2 separate regions of the Homo sapiens genome follow, and region 2 is linked to region 1. The links are chromatin loops, found by intact Hi-C in ENCODE. Cell type or tissue: Calu3. All regions are shown on one strand.

The links. Peaks named below come from ENCODE experiments on the same cell type or tissue, not always from the same donor. Only the 100,000 strongest peaks of a DNase experiment are listed, where the experiment ranks them.
Region 2: a loop joins it to region 1, with 2.7 times the contacts of the local background. A loop is called at or near these places in 2 of 110 quality-filtered maps.

What each region holds. Positions count from the first base shown.
Region 1 is chr4:148,847,969-148,855,968 of GRCh38, forward strand. All of the region lies in intron 2 of LOC107986195 (a long non-coding RNA gene), which reads left to right. Among named protein-coding and RNA genes, the nearest start is that of LINC02430, 300 kb to the right of the region's middle. In Calu3, no CTCF peak of the experiment used is centred here; a DNase peak (open chromatin) is centred at 4,543.
Region 2 is chr4:148,270,521-148,278,520 of GRCh38, forward strand. The region is part of intron 2 of NR3C2 (nuclear receptor subfamily 3 group C member 2); the gene reads right to left. Among named protein-coding and RNA genes, the nearest start is that of NR3C2, 170 kb to the right of the region's middle. In Calu3, no CTCF peak of the experiment used is centred here; no DNase peak of the experiment used is centred here.

The sequences.
Region 1 (8,000 bases):
ATGTAGTCGTTAAGGTAAATGTTTAATAAGCAATCACAAGTCAGTTATGGGCGCTGTTTCTGTTTTTTTCTATGGATGTAGTTGTGAGCAGCTCTGGGAGAAGAACAAAGCATATGCAGAAGATTTCAAAGTGAGTTTTATTGCTTCATTAACGTTCTTACAGTGTTTCCCTCCAACACTACTAACTGAATGGAATAAAAGAAGCTGCCTTCAAAGAAGGATAGAGTCACTTCCTTTCCCCACGTCTGCTTTAATTGTCTAGTTTTTGTTATCTATTCATTTTTTCTTCAGAACCTAAAGCCTCTTACTTATTATATGTATTGTTTGATACATTTAAACTAAGGGGTTATTTTACCATGGATTCAAACAACAAAAATAGACAAGTGAACTTTCTGGATTTTCAGTTCCCATGCCCAACCCCTTTTTCTAATAACAAAGGATGGCATTTTCTCTTGAACATGTTTGTCTGTTTTTCTTTGAGCTTTTTACCTCTAATTTTCCGTAATTAACCACATTGGCTGAAGCTTATATACTGTGGTTATTTACTGATACTAATTTAGCTTTTCCTCTTTACATTTTTCTGCTAATGCAGTCTATTTCTTTTATTAAAAAATGTTCTAGGCAATTTTACTTCCAGCAACCCCAAGTCATTGGCCTTTATTTTGTTCTTTATTCCATTTCCGAAATGGACAATGATAAATGAACAGCCATCAAAGCCCTGTAGTACGATGACTGTGACCTTAATTTTGCAGTTAACACTCTATATTGCTTGTCTGAAATGTGCACTCCATCCTTTTCTCTTGGCTTTTCACTGCCTGCTTGTGTTTTGTTTTCTTTGTTTTCATGTTCTTTTTCATTAAGACCAGTTCCTCTCTATGAAACACCTCACTGTAGAACACTAAGACAGGCCTCACAGACCAAGGATCAACTAAACCCTACATAACTGTGTAGTCTTCCCACTCTGAAATATATGCATACAAAAGTATAACCAACATTAATATATACATAATATATATAGATATCTACATAGTTTACTAATATGTAAAATATATTTTTTGTGTATCTGTATCATCTATCCATCTACCTATCTACTATCTATCTATCTCTTCAGAAAAGAAATTCAAAGATTAATATGTTATCACTCACCTCTAGAAGAAAGAACATTTTTCTTTTGGTGATGGAGGGGCATTGAAAATCCAAAACCAACTTTAAAAAGAAACTTGACCTATCCTTCAAATGCCTTTCTAAAGAAGTACTTCCAAGGCGTTGCCTCTGGTTGCTCTGTGAATGGTCATGGAGAAGCAACTCTTACAGGTGTGAAGGGGCAGTTGCAATCCAGTCTTCACAGGCTTGTGCAAGTGTCTGCCCAGATAGTGTCATGATGCTAAGAAAGGAGACAGTAATGCTCTGTCAAATGTGTCAGGAAGAAAATTATGGTGGTCAAGAGCCACTCATCAGCCACTGAACACTGACTTCCACTGCTTCACACGGCCTTCCCACTGCAAATCTCTATTCCAAATATAAATACACAACTTACAAGGAAGAAAAAAAGGGGACCAGCCCCAGGGTCCCCTGTTTTCACCTATGGTACTTGTATTTCTCTGTTCTTTCTGGGAGTGGACTTGCATGGGTATTTGTTTCCGCTAATACCCGTGATAGCTAATACTCATGACACAGCAGCTGGTCCCTGAGCTCCAGGTACATATTGGGTACAAATGAGGAGATTAGGCAGGCACAGCAATGCTTTCTGGTGAGGACACAGGTACTAACAGTTTTCTTAGCACCTACTTTTCTTGAGTAAGAAATGACTAGCCTGTCCTGTGACTCACTGGTGAGCTAGGACTTTAAGTGGCTTCAGGTAGAATCTGGTCTTTCCTAGGACTTCCACCAAATCTGCTATACTTCATGGTGACAATAATAGTGAATATTCACCAGTTACCAGTGTGCCAGGTGTGGACTCTGGGCTTTAAATATGTCAGGCCATTTAATCCTCTCTATAAATCTTAAGATGGGTTCTGTAGTTAGCACTGTTTTGAAGATCAGAAAACTAAGGCACTGAGAGACTAAATAACCTCCCCTAAAGTTACATAGAAAGGAAACAGCAGAATTAGCATCAAACTCAGTCAGTCTGGCTCCAAGCACTTTGTCCTTCACTATTCTGAGGGACGGAGGCATGGTGGGACAGGATGATTCTGGCAACTTGCCTTTTCTCACCGTCTCTTTACAATTCTCTGGAATAGGAATTGACTTCCAAAGTGGCTTTGTGAGGACAGCTCTTAGGTAAGGGTGGATGCTGGCTCCAGCATACTAAATGCAAGCTATTTCGCCACAGGAGTTAATTTGTTCCTGTGTTGCTGGGATATATACCAAGTAATCTAAGGAAGATGAGTGTGTGACTGAAAATCTCTGGGCAGAGTATACTTTTCCTGTGTGTGCAGAGCTTCTCTCAGTGTAGACAGCCCTGGTTAAATATTAAGGAAAGGTTATTTGAGGAGAGTGGCACAATCTTACTTCATGGAAACTATATCCATGTGGTCATGTGCTTAAGGTGTGGCTAGCTACTGGAAAGTGTTGTAACTTACTTTGTGGGACACATAAAAACAAACTAACACTTTGAGGGAGTAATTGAATATATACAAAGTATTATATTGTGACTTATTAAAAAAGAAAATACTAGAAGGAGAGGTGGAATAATACTTATGTTTGTCACTAAACCATTTGCAAGTGAATTTCACATTATCTCACCTAATCTTGTTTATAGACAAGGAACTGGACCTTACAGAGATTAAGTAACTTCCCCAAGGTCACAAATGTAATAAGGGCAGAACTGGATTTGAAATCAAGTTTGTGAATACCAAAGTCCTTGATCTTTCTATATCACCGTGTGTGTGTGTGTGTGTGTGTGTGTATGTGTGTGTGTTGGAAAAGGAGGGAGATTGGCAATGGGGGAGGGGAGTGTACTGAATAGAATTTTAAAAACACAAAGTGGTTTCCCCTAATAGTTCCAGTAAAAGCTCAGTGATATCACTTCTATACATAAGTGCTAGAGGTCATTGACTTAACAAATATTATTGAGCATTGCTATGTGAAATATAGTAGTGAAATAACTGAAAAAATTACAGGATATAAAGAGGTAGAAGAGCCCAGGAATGCCTTGAGTTATGAAGATTGTCACACCCCAGTGGCCAGCTCCAGCTCATGCCGATGGTGGCTGGAAATCTCTGATTTCGTATCTCTATATACCCATTTATTTTTTGTTCACTGCTTCCTTCATACATTTTCTTTGAATATCAGGTCATTTATTTAATTAATTAATTTATTTTAGAGATGAGATCTTAATCTGTTGCCCAGGCTGGGACGCAGTGGTGTGATCTCAGCTCACTGCAGCCTTGAACTCCTGGGCTCAAGTGATCCTTGCACCTCAATCTCCTGAGTAGCTGGGAATACAGGCATGCACCACCATGCCCAGCTATTTTTTATTATTATAATTTTTGTTTGTAGAGACAAGGTCTCATTTTGTTTCCCAAGCTGATCTCGAACTCCTGGCTTCAAATGATCCTCCCACTTCAGCCTCCCAAAGTGCTGGGATCATTGGCATGAGTTACTGTGGCCAGCCTGAATAGCAGGTCATTTAATTCCATCCACGCAATTCTTTTCATTCCAAGTTCAAGTGACAGTGGGGCCTACACTAGAGAGCTTTCAGTAGAATCTAAATGGTAGAGGAAGGTGGAGATAATATTGAAAAGAAGCAAAAAAATAATAATAATAAACAATTACTTATGGTATAGGGATGGTGGAGTGGAGTAGGGCTCGTGGTGTAAAATGATTTTTAACAGAGAAAGTCTCCTTTACTCCCAGGCCCCTTGTTTCTGGGGAACCAAAAAGATATTGCTATTGATGCATCATTCTTTAGAAAATAAATATTAACATCTATTATAAACAATTCACTAACAAAACACTGCTGCTACTAGGATTAATGGTCACAATAATGATTATAGTTATGGCCAAACTGAACTTCCTATAGGAAGAAGAGATTATCAGGCCTCCAGTGGGATGATTGCTATAAAATATGTTTCCAGGGAAGGAGGAATTTGTTGAATCTCATTGTGATATGGTCGTGAGGCTTTAGGGCTTGCCCTGTGGCATGGAGGGTAATCAGGCTAGCAATAACTCATCATGAAGTTGGAATCCAATATTTCTCCTTATTAATTCATGCCACAGGAAAGTTACATGCCACATATTACTGAGTGCCCATACTCTTGAGAAAGGAAGTGCTAACTTTTCCTATTCCTCTACTCCTCCTCATAAACACACCACACCCTTATTTAGTTCAAGAGTGCTTAATCAGGAAATAACGAAATTGTGAGTAATAAGTCATATTATCAGTGTGATAGGGGAGTGATAAGTACACATTGAGCGTTCAATACCTCTCAACAACCAGTCAATAAAAATAGGAGGGACAGTAATTAAGATGAATCTCCACTTGGAAGTGGTAGCCTGGGAGGGGAAATGGTAGTAAAGAGTTATGCTGCCCCCAGGAGCCAGCAAAGCCCTCGTGTTCCTTGGAACTCAATACCCACCCTGTAAGAAATGCCATAACATTAAGCAGATACACACCTCAGCTTTCACAAGTTGTGCTGGTTACCCATATTATGGGCCAGAGTTTCAGGGTGGCTTAAAGAGAAGGAGGAAGAGAAGGAGACTGTGGCAAGGCTGCTAGGGACACCATAATGTTCTTGAGAAGGCAGCATGATGAATGAGTGAAGAACGAAGGCATAAGGGGTGAAGACTGAGAATCAAAAGACTTGGACCTTCCTCAAAGAAGCTTGGACTTCACACCTGAATCTCATTTCCTTATCTGTAAAAGGAGGACCGTGGGCTAGGGCAGTGCCACGGTTTCTTCCTGTTTTAAAGTCCCTAGATTCTGAGCTAATGTCATTTCAGAATCTGTACAGAACTGACACATATCTTTGATCACCAGTGAAATCCTAGGTTGCTTGCCTGACCACAGCATTTCCCTATCTGCCCTATAAGCATTTATCAAGCAGCATAGTGTTCTCTGGCAGCATCATTTATTTTCAAGGATGCTCTTTGGGGATAACTTTGTATGGTGATATAATTTCAAACTTATGAAAAAGCTGCATGAATTGCATAAGGAATTCCAATAATACTTTTTTCCAGATTCACCAATTATTTACATCTTGCCCCATTTGCTTACTCCCTCTCTGCATGTATATCTGCATACATATTCATATATCTTATATATATTTGTAGAGAATCATTTGAGAGTAAGTTTGATGCATCGTGACCATTTATTGTTAGTTTACTGTATATCTCCTAAGAACACAGACATCTCCTACATAACCATAGTCCAATTATCAAAACAAGAACATTTAGCATTGATATATACTATAATATACAGTCCACATTTGATTTTAATTAATTATGCAAATAATGTTTTAATTGATAGTTTCTCTTGTCCAGGATTCAATTCAGATTCACAGACTGCAGTTAGTTGTCTCTTTGGTCTCTTTAAACATGGAATAATGCCTGTCTTCCTTTGACTTTCTTGACAAAATGTTTGAAGAGTACAAGTCATCTGTTGTATAGAATGTCCTTCAATTATGTCTTGTCCGATATTTCCTTATGGTAAGATTCAGATTATGCATTTTTAGGACAGTTGCACCACTGAAGTTATATAGTATACTTAGTGTGTCATATCAGGTGGCACATGCTATTGGTTCATTCCAATACTGATGAACTGTTAACTCTGATCACTTGGTTAAGTTATGTATATCTTTCCCTTTACAATTAATACAATTTCAATTCATAATATAAGATTCTAATTACATATACTTTAGACTGTTTGATATTGCTATTCTACTTTTCACTTTATTGTGCTAAAATGTGGATGATCCGTTGACCTGTTGTCAAGTTTATTGATTCTTTTCACTGTCGTTTCCAGTCTCTTGAAAAGCTGATTGAATGAATTCTTCATCTTAGACATCATATATTTTATTTCTAGCAATTTCATTTGGCTCTTTTAAATAGTTTCTATTTCTGTGGCCAAATTACCCGTTGTATATTATGTACCTTTTCCACTAGATCTTTTAACATATTTATCAAATTTATATAATATTAACTTTTGGGCCATCTCTCAGTCTGTTTTTATTTTCTTTCAAAATATGCTATTTTTCTTCATGTGTTTTGTAATTTTTGAATGTGTACAGGACATTGTTTGTCAAAATACAGTAGAGACTGAAGTAAGTAATATTTTTGCCCAGGATACCTTTTTTTCTGTCAGCCATCTGTATAAACTATAGTTGAGCTATGTGTGAAGTTTACTGTCATTTTAATTAGGTTTAGTTCACCAATAGGTTAATGATTCAAGAATGAGTCAGTACTTTACCTCCAACAGGGCAAGACCTTTTTGTACAAACAATCTTTGGCTTCCTGAACCAAGGAGAATCTCATTCTGCTTTCTAAACTGGCTTCTAGATTTTTATGTTGTTAAAGAGTTTGCTTTGTTATACAGTTCTGCCTCCTGGCTTTCTGTGGTTCAAGGGACCTCTTTCTGCTCTGCTATGTTCTCCTTATCCATGGAGTATTGGGCAGTGAATTTTAGTGAATGCTAAGAGTGTCCATAAGGGGCTTAGGATGGTATGTTTCTGAGTGGTGGCAATGCAGAAGAGCTAAAAAGACCTTGAGATTTTGGGAACTTGCTCCCCAAAGAGATCTTTTAGGTCTCTTGCCCTTCCTCCAGCTGTGAGAACCCTCTGACAAGTACTTAATGAAGGCCTGTGGCACTTCATAGAGTTTCCTTTAGTTCTTCTGCCCTCTTTTCATCATTCTATCTCACCTCTCTTGCTCTGCTCATCATCTTTTGCATTAGCACTTAGTGAAGGCCCATGGGAAAGGTGTGATGAGTAGGTGCAGATTCTCACTGTGCATCGAGCTTAGGATCCTAAACATCACACCAGCTGTCATTTAGTCATAAAATTCTTACAAAGTTTAGATAGTTTCTCCTTAAATCTATTAATGGTAACTTCCTACTTGCACTACCCTACAAAAGATGATAGGAGCTGTATGGCAGTTCCCAGGAAGGGCTTGTCACTTCCTAGATTTTAGTTCATTTTGGTTTCATTAATCCTCAGCTATCTAATAGGTTTGTTTTAAAAAGTATGACTTTGTAGGTTAGTTGGCTTGTTTTTGATAGTAGGGTATAAATGGAAGCAGAAATTAGGATTAGGATCTGGTGTCCTTTGGATATATTCTGCCCAAAATACAATTAACCCTTCATACTGAGAAATAAAAATAAAATCCTAAGCCCCTTAACCAACTGAAGGAACCCTTTTTGGCCAAAGTGACCCCAGAAAAACCTCAAAAGCTAAGTTTCTTGCCATCATGGGATAGGAGGTCAGCCTTGACCTCCTGGGCTCAAGCAATCCTCCTGCCTCAGCCCCCAAGTAGCTTGGACTACAGGCATGCACCACCGTGCCTGGTTAATTTTTATATTTTTTATAGAGACAGGGTTTTGCCATGTTGCCCAGCTGGTCTTGAACTCCTGAGCACAAGTGATTCACCTGCCTCAGCCTCCCAGTGTTCTGGAATTACAGGCATGCATTTGACTTCTAAGTACACATATTTGACTTGCTTTGGTTGAAGCACTGCACTGGCCTGAAGTCATACAAGGACCTCTGAACTACCTGGGAGAGGCCATATGTTCTCATTGCTACTGCTGTTATTGCTTTTAGGTCCTCTCAAGTAGACAGATCTGGGAAACTATATATATAGAGAGTCTCCATTTATCATCCATCTATTAAAAACTATGAGTTCATACTGATACCTCCAATTTTAATCTGAAAGCACATTGTACATTCTAATCCTCCCTTTTCCATATTTGTAACTTTCTTCTACAACAGTGAGAAACTTGGATCTCATTATGCTTAATATATTTACTCATTTGATTAAGATTAGGATACAGAGAAATTCATTTCAGA
Region 2 (8,000 bases), 580 kb before region 1:
ACATGACACCATGCCATATTTATTTCAAACCTACTATCTGACTTTGAGTGGAATTACCACTCCTCAAAATATTTAAAATGGTATGTTAAGATGACATCAAAGAATGTGTTCAAATAAATCATCAGTGAAGTCTTTTGGTATTTTTTCATTAAGAATTCCCCCAGCAGAAAACAGTAGAGGCTTTAAATAAGAGCAACAATAGGGCACTAGTCAGTAGATTTGGATGACTGACTCTGCAAAGAAATTCAGAGCCACCTTTTCTAGTCTAGCCCCAATATACTTCAGGACTGATGAATCATTGCTGTACTATTCCAAAAACGGTTTCCTATGCTCACTTTTAACTGAGCTGCCACAGGAAATAGTTGTTTCCTACCTGTTTTCAAATCCTGATTGCAAAATCAGGAATTCCTTATGGTTCATTTTAACACATTTCTGACCTCTGGCTTTAATGATAAAACCAGATTCTGCTATAGGATAGCATTTCCAATTAGATAAAAATTATTCTTTACTATTATGTGGGCAATAGTGCTCTACTAAGTATGGTGGTCATAGGTCTTCAAGCGCAAACATTAAAGTATGGAGGTGAAGTTGGAAACTGCTTCTTCCACTCCCAGACAGTAGAGTTCTCTTCCATGATCACATTCTCCACGAATTTGAGCTGTTATTTTTAAAATTCTTATTGTTGTTATTATTTTCATATGCTTTGCTTTTTTTTCTGATCCATTTCACTGTTTCCACTTTTCAAGGGAAAATGCTCCTTTAAAAATGATTTTAATAAACCAAACTGAATGCTCATTTCCTGACTTGGCATGACCAGAACAATGAAGGAATCCTGAGTACTTTCTTTGGGTCTTTGTTTTTCTCAGGGTTTGAAGTTTGGGGTTGTTTCTTTGACTTCCTCCCTCCACAAATACTTGAAGCCTAAGGTTTCAGAAAGGCTGTTTTTTTGGCCACTAAGATTTTCGGCACACACTGAACTAGTGCTGCTCCATGTGGCCACACGAAAGTACATAAAAATATAATATTTATTTCCTTAGCCACCATCTTTTCTAGATGTCTTGCACGCTACTCTATTTTTAAGGAAAATTTTTTTAAAAAAAGCAAAAACTACCAAATACTCTACCTCTTTCCATCTCTGTCCCCTTTCCACCTGCCCGCATCCTCCTCTCATATATATTTTGGCTTTGAGAAAAAAACTATCACTATTAGAGCCGTGGGTATACTTGGCCCTTATTAGAACAGATATTAAAATTATTTAAACATTTAATTTAAATTAAAAGGACTATTTAGATATTTGCCAGTGGTTGGAGTGGAAGAAGAAAGAACTAATCAGGGCCTGGCTTCTTTCTAGCTCATTCATTAGCTAACTAGTACCTCCCTCTTCACCTGATTTCTGTTGCTGTCCTGGTATTAAAGAATAAGGATAGTTACTTCCAAATATCCACCTAAACCTGTAGATTATATATTATGAGCAATAAGCAGGTATTGAAACAGTTATCTTCTCCCTCTATTTATTTATTCAACACAACTACTAAGCAACTAATGTATACCAGGCACTGTTCTAGGTCTCTTGATATGTATCAACTAACCAAACACACAAAAATCCTGATAATTAGAACTCATATTCTAGTATGAGGGAATAGCAAGGGGTGGTGGCGGTTTGCAGACAAATCCCTCCTGGAAAGTAAAGGAATATTAATATATACATTAACTTCTATGACAATTCCGCATTACCTCCTCACTCTTACAAAAATGTATCAAGCCTGTTTAAAATAGCTTTTCTTGAAAGCAAGAAAAATCAAAATGAAAGTTCCAAATTCAGTTAACTCAATGTAACATCTGTTTCTTACAAATGAGATAAAAATCATGTAGATTCAAGAAAGTGCTCTCAGGAGTACTGAGTGAGGATTGAATTAGATACCTTTATTATTTAAGCCTGTGGTGTGTGTGTATAAGTGTGTGAAAGGACCCTTGGAATTTATTTAAGTCTATATTCTAGTCTTTTCTTGCCTTCAGTGACATGTGATAGTCCTTCAAATAAAAAGACATCCATATTTTTACTACTGGCTTTACTGCTCAATTTAAGTATTTTCCAAGGTTACAAAAATTTGTACTTAAAAACGATAACTGTTAAGTATACCAAAATAACTTTCATCTTTTGCCTAACACTCTTAAAAGCAATTACGGATGTTTTTTTCAGAAGTTTTTAAAATAAAAGTTAGGCTTTTGTCTTTGGCGCAGGTCTGAGAAAAGATGAAAAAGGTTTTGAAAACAAGGCAAATGGGATACATATCAAAGCAAACATGATATTGTTTAGGGGTCAGAAGTAAGTAGTTCCACTGGCATTTGCAAAAAAAAGAAAAAGACTTCAGTATACCTATAAATAGTGATAGAAAAAGATAAAGAAGTTGAAGTAGGCTGTTTCTTTCGTTTTAACTGCAAGAAGGCAAGAAATAGTGAAGTACCTTTGATCAGTCTTGCTTCAAATGTCTTCGTGCCATGTACCGGGGCCAGATGAGAAAAAGAAGGATAGTCATCAATACCACCTGACCACCCACCACAAAGATATGAGTGAGCCTGGCCTTTCTCCCTCCATTTTATTAAATGGAAATACCTAAAGTCAGATGGATGAAATCTCCTATGTTTGATTTCAATGCCACTGGAACATGAAATTAGGATTGCTAAATGTTTCGACTAGATTTCAAGGACATTATATCAAGGACATTATATCTTCGTCTATTAAAACTGTACCACCAATGCCTGTTTATGATGAAGATTTTGAAATCTATGGCAATATTCCCTTTCTTGTGCTTGAAACAATGTATACAGAATATTTACTCTTTGTGAGAAAGAGATTAATATTTTGAAACATAAGTGACAAAACACACATGTATACACACATGTATATACCTAAGCAACAATTACCAAGCTTTAAAGATTATGGTCGCTAAATTTTTTTATATATAGTAAAATAATGTTAAGGGATCAGATGGCATGTTGGGTTTTTTTTCTTAATTTAGTAAAACTTACCCAAACTGAAATATAATTTTCAAAGAGCTACAAAAAACAAGGGAGTCAGCCCCAGGGGTGCTGGCTGTCTTCCCAGCACAGTGTATCACAAGGACAGGAGGGAACTTAGAAGAGCCAACACAGACACGAGAAGGAACACAGGGCTGAGACAGCAAGGTAGTCAGGAAGCAGAAAGACAACCAGAAGCAGAGAAGGTACACACCAGGTCAAGGCTAGGAACTAGCTAGAGCCAGTGGGCACAGAGCATGACTAAGGCAAAGCTCCAAGTTGGAAGGGCTATCAGAAACCAGGCAACAGAATCACGGTGATCCTGCAGTGTGCACAGGGGGGTCACGCTGTGGAGCAAGAGATAAGGCAGCTGGTGCAGCTGGGGTGGAGTTGGGGGAAAGATGTGGATAACAATGTCAAGGGCAGATAAACTTTGAGGTCTGTAGAAGCCAGCTTCACACTAGGAGCACTGGAACCCAGCCCTGGCCACGTACACTCAGCAAAAGAGAAAGCAGTGGGCTTGACAGGTAATAAAAGGCAGCTCATGAGAAAAAAAAAAAAAAGGTAATACAGGTGAGAAAAGAAAGGGAGAGAAATAATATCTTTGTAAAAATAACAAGTAGCCAGAAGCAGCAAAAACTTTCCAAACATAGTAAGTGTTTTACGGGATCTCCCGTTAAGAACAAATGGTGTTCAAAAAGAAAAATGGCAAATAATTTATTGAAGTCTTAGAAAGACAGGTGTATATAGGTTTAGTCAGCAAATTTACCTCACAATGGCATGTATTTTCAAGAAAAATAATGGCACAGATAAATTTGAGAGTGATATGGTTTGGCTCTGTGCCCCACCCAAATCTCATCTCTAATTGTAATCCTCATAGGTTGAGGGTGGGACCCGGTGGGAGGTGTATGGATCATGGGGGTGGTGTACCCTATGCTGTTCTGATGGTGAGTTCTCATGAGAGCTGATGGTTTAAAAGTGTTGGGCAGCTCCCCCCTCGCTCTTGCTCTCTCTCTCTCCTGCTGCCATGTAAGACGTGCCTTGCTTCCCCTTTGCCTTCTGCCATGATTGTAAGTTTCCTGAGGCCTCTCCAGTCATGCAGAACTGTGAGTAGATTAAGTCTGCTTAATGGACTCAGTCAATTATCCAGTCTCAGGTAGTTTTTTCTTTTTTTTTTTTTTTTTGAGATGGAGTTTCACTCCAGGCTGGAGTGCAATGGCGTGATTTCGGCTCACTGCAATCTCCACCTCCTGGGTTCACGTGATTCTCCCACCTCAGCTTCCTGAGAAGGTGGGATTACAGGTTCCCACCACCACGCCCAGCTAATTTTTGTATTTTTAGTAGAGATGGGGTTTTACCATGTTAGCTAGGCTGGTCTCGAACTCCTGACCTCAGGTGATCCACTTGCCTCCGCCTCCCAAAGTGCTGGGATTACAGGCATGAGCCACCGCACCTGGCCTCAGGTAGTTCTTTATAACAGTGTGAAAACGGACTAATACAGAGATAAAGGGCATATAATTCTAAAGTACACATCTAACTTCACTGTTTATCTTCTAAGCAGAGAAAACTATTTTTAACTTAAACAATTATAGCCACACTAAATGGAAAGATCATTAGAAATTTGCTTATGACACAGTTGCAAAGGGTTACTTTAAAGTACACAGGTCAGTTGATGACTTTTTCTAATAAGTGTAAGGAATTAAATGTAGGAAATAGATTTGTTAGGGTGGAAGAAAACTTTCTACTGTACATTTGTAGGGTAAGAAAATCTGTTGAGGTCTAAAATTAAGTCTAAAAGGGCTTACTTTTATTTCCAAAATATAAATCATAAAAGCAAAGAAGACATTATGAGGAATTCAATTTACTATAAAGTAGATAAGCCAATCTTATCTTATCTTTTTTTTTTTTTGAGACAGAGTTTCACTCTTGTTGCCCAGGCTGGAGTGCAATGACGTGATCACGGCTTACTGCAATCTCCACCTCCCAGTTTCAAGTGATTCTCCTGCCTCAGCCCCACAAGTAGCTGGGATTACAGGCATGTACTACCAAGCATGGTTAATTGTGTATTTTTAATACAGACGGGGTTTCACCATGTTGGTCAGTCTGGTCTCGAACTCCTGACCTCAGTTGATCCACCCGCCTTGGCCTCTCAAGGTGCTGGGATTACAGGCGTGAGCCACAGTGCCCAGATGCCAATCTTATCTTATAAATAATAGAAAATATGAACCATAATGAAAATAACTAATATTATCATATGCTATACAACCATCAGGGAAAAAAACTGGAGTTCCCAAGAGTCAGGGGACATCAAGCGATTTTGAAGAAATTTCGAATTCAATTCCTGAAATAGGGAAAAGTATTTCAACTTAGGGTTTTTTTTAAAACAAACATAATGTATGACACATTATGTATTAACATAAAATGCCATCATAATAAAGATGGGATGATCTGGGTTACAAAATTCCATAGTACTATTTAAATATTATTCATAAGCCCCCTTACTCTTACAATGTGTTAAAATCATTCCAAAATGTACAGAGCACAGTGAGCCCAATGTAAGATTTTCACCTGACTCAGAATCTTGGAGTCCTTATTGTGAACCTTTTATGAGAGTCTTAATATGTTTGACCCTGAAAATTTCCTGGAATAGGAGAAGGAAGGCACGTGCAGTGGGGGACACCAGAAGAGTGAGGTGCTATTTTGTTGATTTCCTATTAAATACTAGAATTCTGCATATAAATTAGGAATTACAGGTTCTGATTCATTTGGATATATTTGCCTGTATGGTTTTTTCAATGTTATTTATATACCTACAACTCTGATGTGCATCTTATCATTTGCATTTTACAGATCTTGATGTAGACTCAGAATACACTAATGAAAGACCAAAGGTAGGAGAGTTTATCCTTACTACTCAAAAGAGTTACAGGAAGTTAAAAGACTTAGTATAAAATTAAACTAATACTGGTATTACAGTACCTTAGAAAGAGATTTCCTCTTTCTAATGATAGGTACAGTCCCAGCAAACTTTACCCAAAATCTAGAAAAAGGGCTATTGTCTGATAACAACAGTTACATAATGGTGCTCATTTAGCAAGTGGAACTGAATGAAAATAGGTAAGTATGGGCAACCTCCTTTTCCCACAATCAGTAATAGGCTGTTCCCGAGAAACAAACGTCAATCATTCAAATGTGTACTACAGTCTCCTATTGTTTGTTCAAGAGAAAAGTGCGGTAGCACTTCCAAAGTATAAGGGGAGACAATGGTTTTATTATTTTTCTTTTATACTATGAAATCCTTCATGGCTAATTTATAACATGAATACCATAACCTAGGGATAAATGTCTTTTATAAAGTTTCAAGAATATTGACAGCTGTCTTTTACTCCAGTTAAAATGCCTGATTACATTTGTTTATTATTTCAAGCAAACTCTGAACACAATTTACTGTATGTTCAGTAACTTAGTAACATTTAATCACATTTATTTCACTTGATCTTTAGAAACAAAAGAAATCAAAATATTTTTCAATATCTTCTGTACTAGTCTTTAAAAATAAAATATTTTACGGGAACTGGATATATAGCAGCAAACTGAAGATCGAGATCATCTTTTTCTTTTGGTAAATGTTGGCATAAAATTCTACAAATCAGAATAGTCTCATAAATAAAAGCTTAAATTTCATCTCTAAAAAAGTTCAAGTCTGTTACTTTGCAATATTAAGATAACGAATACCTGAAGAGGATATTCATAAACTATTAAAACAACATGAATCATTGCTGTATAGAAAATAATGCACCTTCGAATCCTCATGGCTACAGATCATCCTCATAGGCAATATGAAGTTAAACTATTCAAATCTCTAGCAAATTGATCTACATCAAAAACATATGTAAGCCCAAGCACAGTGCTGCATGCCTGTAGCCCAGCTACTGGGGAGGCTGAGGCATGAGGATTGCTTGAGCCCAGGAGTTCAAGTCCTACCCGAGCAACACAGCAAGACCCCATCTCTAAAAATAAACAAGTTCATGATCAGCCTGGGCAACACAGTAAGACCACATCTCTATTAAAACAAATTTTTAAAATAAACAAAAAATAGTATTAAATAAAAAGTGATGTGTTCTTTTATTTGCAATCTAAAGTTCAAGCAAGTAACAGGGAATAAAAGTTGTACACAAATGGTGACCAAATTTAAAATAATCTGTACCTCAGGAAGGTTGCTCCCATGACCCCACCCCACACCAGCATTCATGCCAGACACCCTGCTAGCTTTGTATCAAGGGCCATACTAGTCATCAGCACCCAAAGCCAAATGCACAGGCCAAGACCCAGAAATGCAGGAGACAGCTCTTCACCTATAGGGCCTCAGGAAAAGAAGGCCCAAAATGTGAGTCACGAAATGAATTATCCTCCAGGGAAACAACATGTATTCTCCAAAAGGAGAATACATTCCTAGCATCCCAAGATGGAATTCTATGCTATTAATAACATTATTTCATAAAGGAAATATTTTTAAGAATACATCTCAAAGAACTTACAGAGTCAAGTCTGTTTTTTGTTTGTTTGTTTGTTTGTTTGTTTGAGACAGGTTCTCGCTCTGTTACCCAGGCTGGAGTGCAGTGGTGTGATCTCGGATCACTGCCACCTCCACCTCCACCTCCCAGGTTCAAGAGATTTTCATGCTTCAGCCTCCCAAGTATCTGGAACCACAGGTGCATGCCTGGCTAATTTTTATATTTTTAGTAGAGATGGGGTTTTGCCATTTTACCCAGACTGGTCTCGAACACCTAGCCTCAAGCGATCTGCCAGCCTTGGACTCCCAACATGCTAGGATTACAGGTGTGAGCCACTACGCCCAGCCCAGAATCACGTTTTGAAATATAACCTATTTGTAAAGTAAACACAGCTCACATTCATATGTACTAAATGATGTGCAAAAAACTTTCCCAGGACCCTAGTCTGATTACAAATGGTAACTCAAG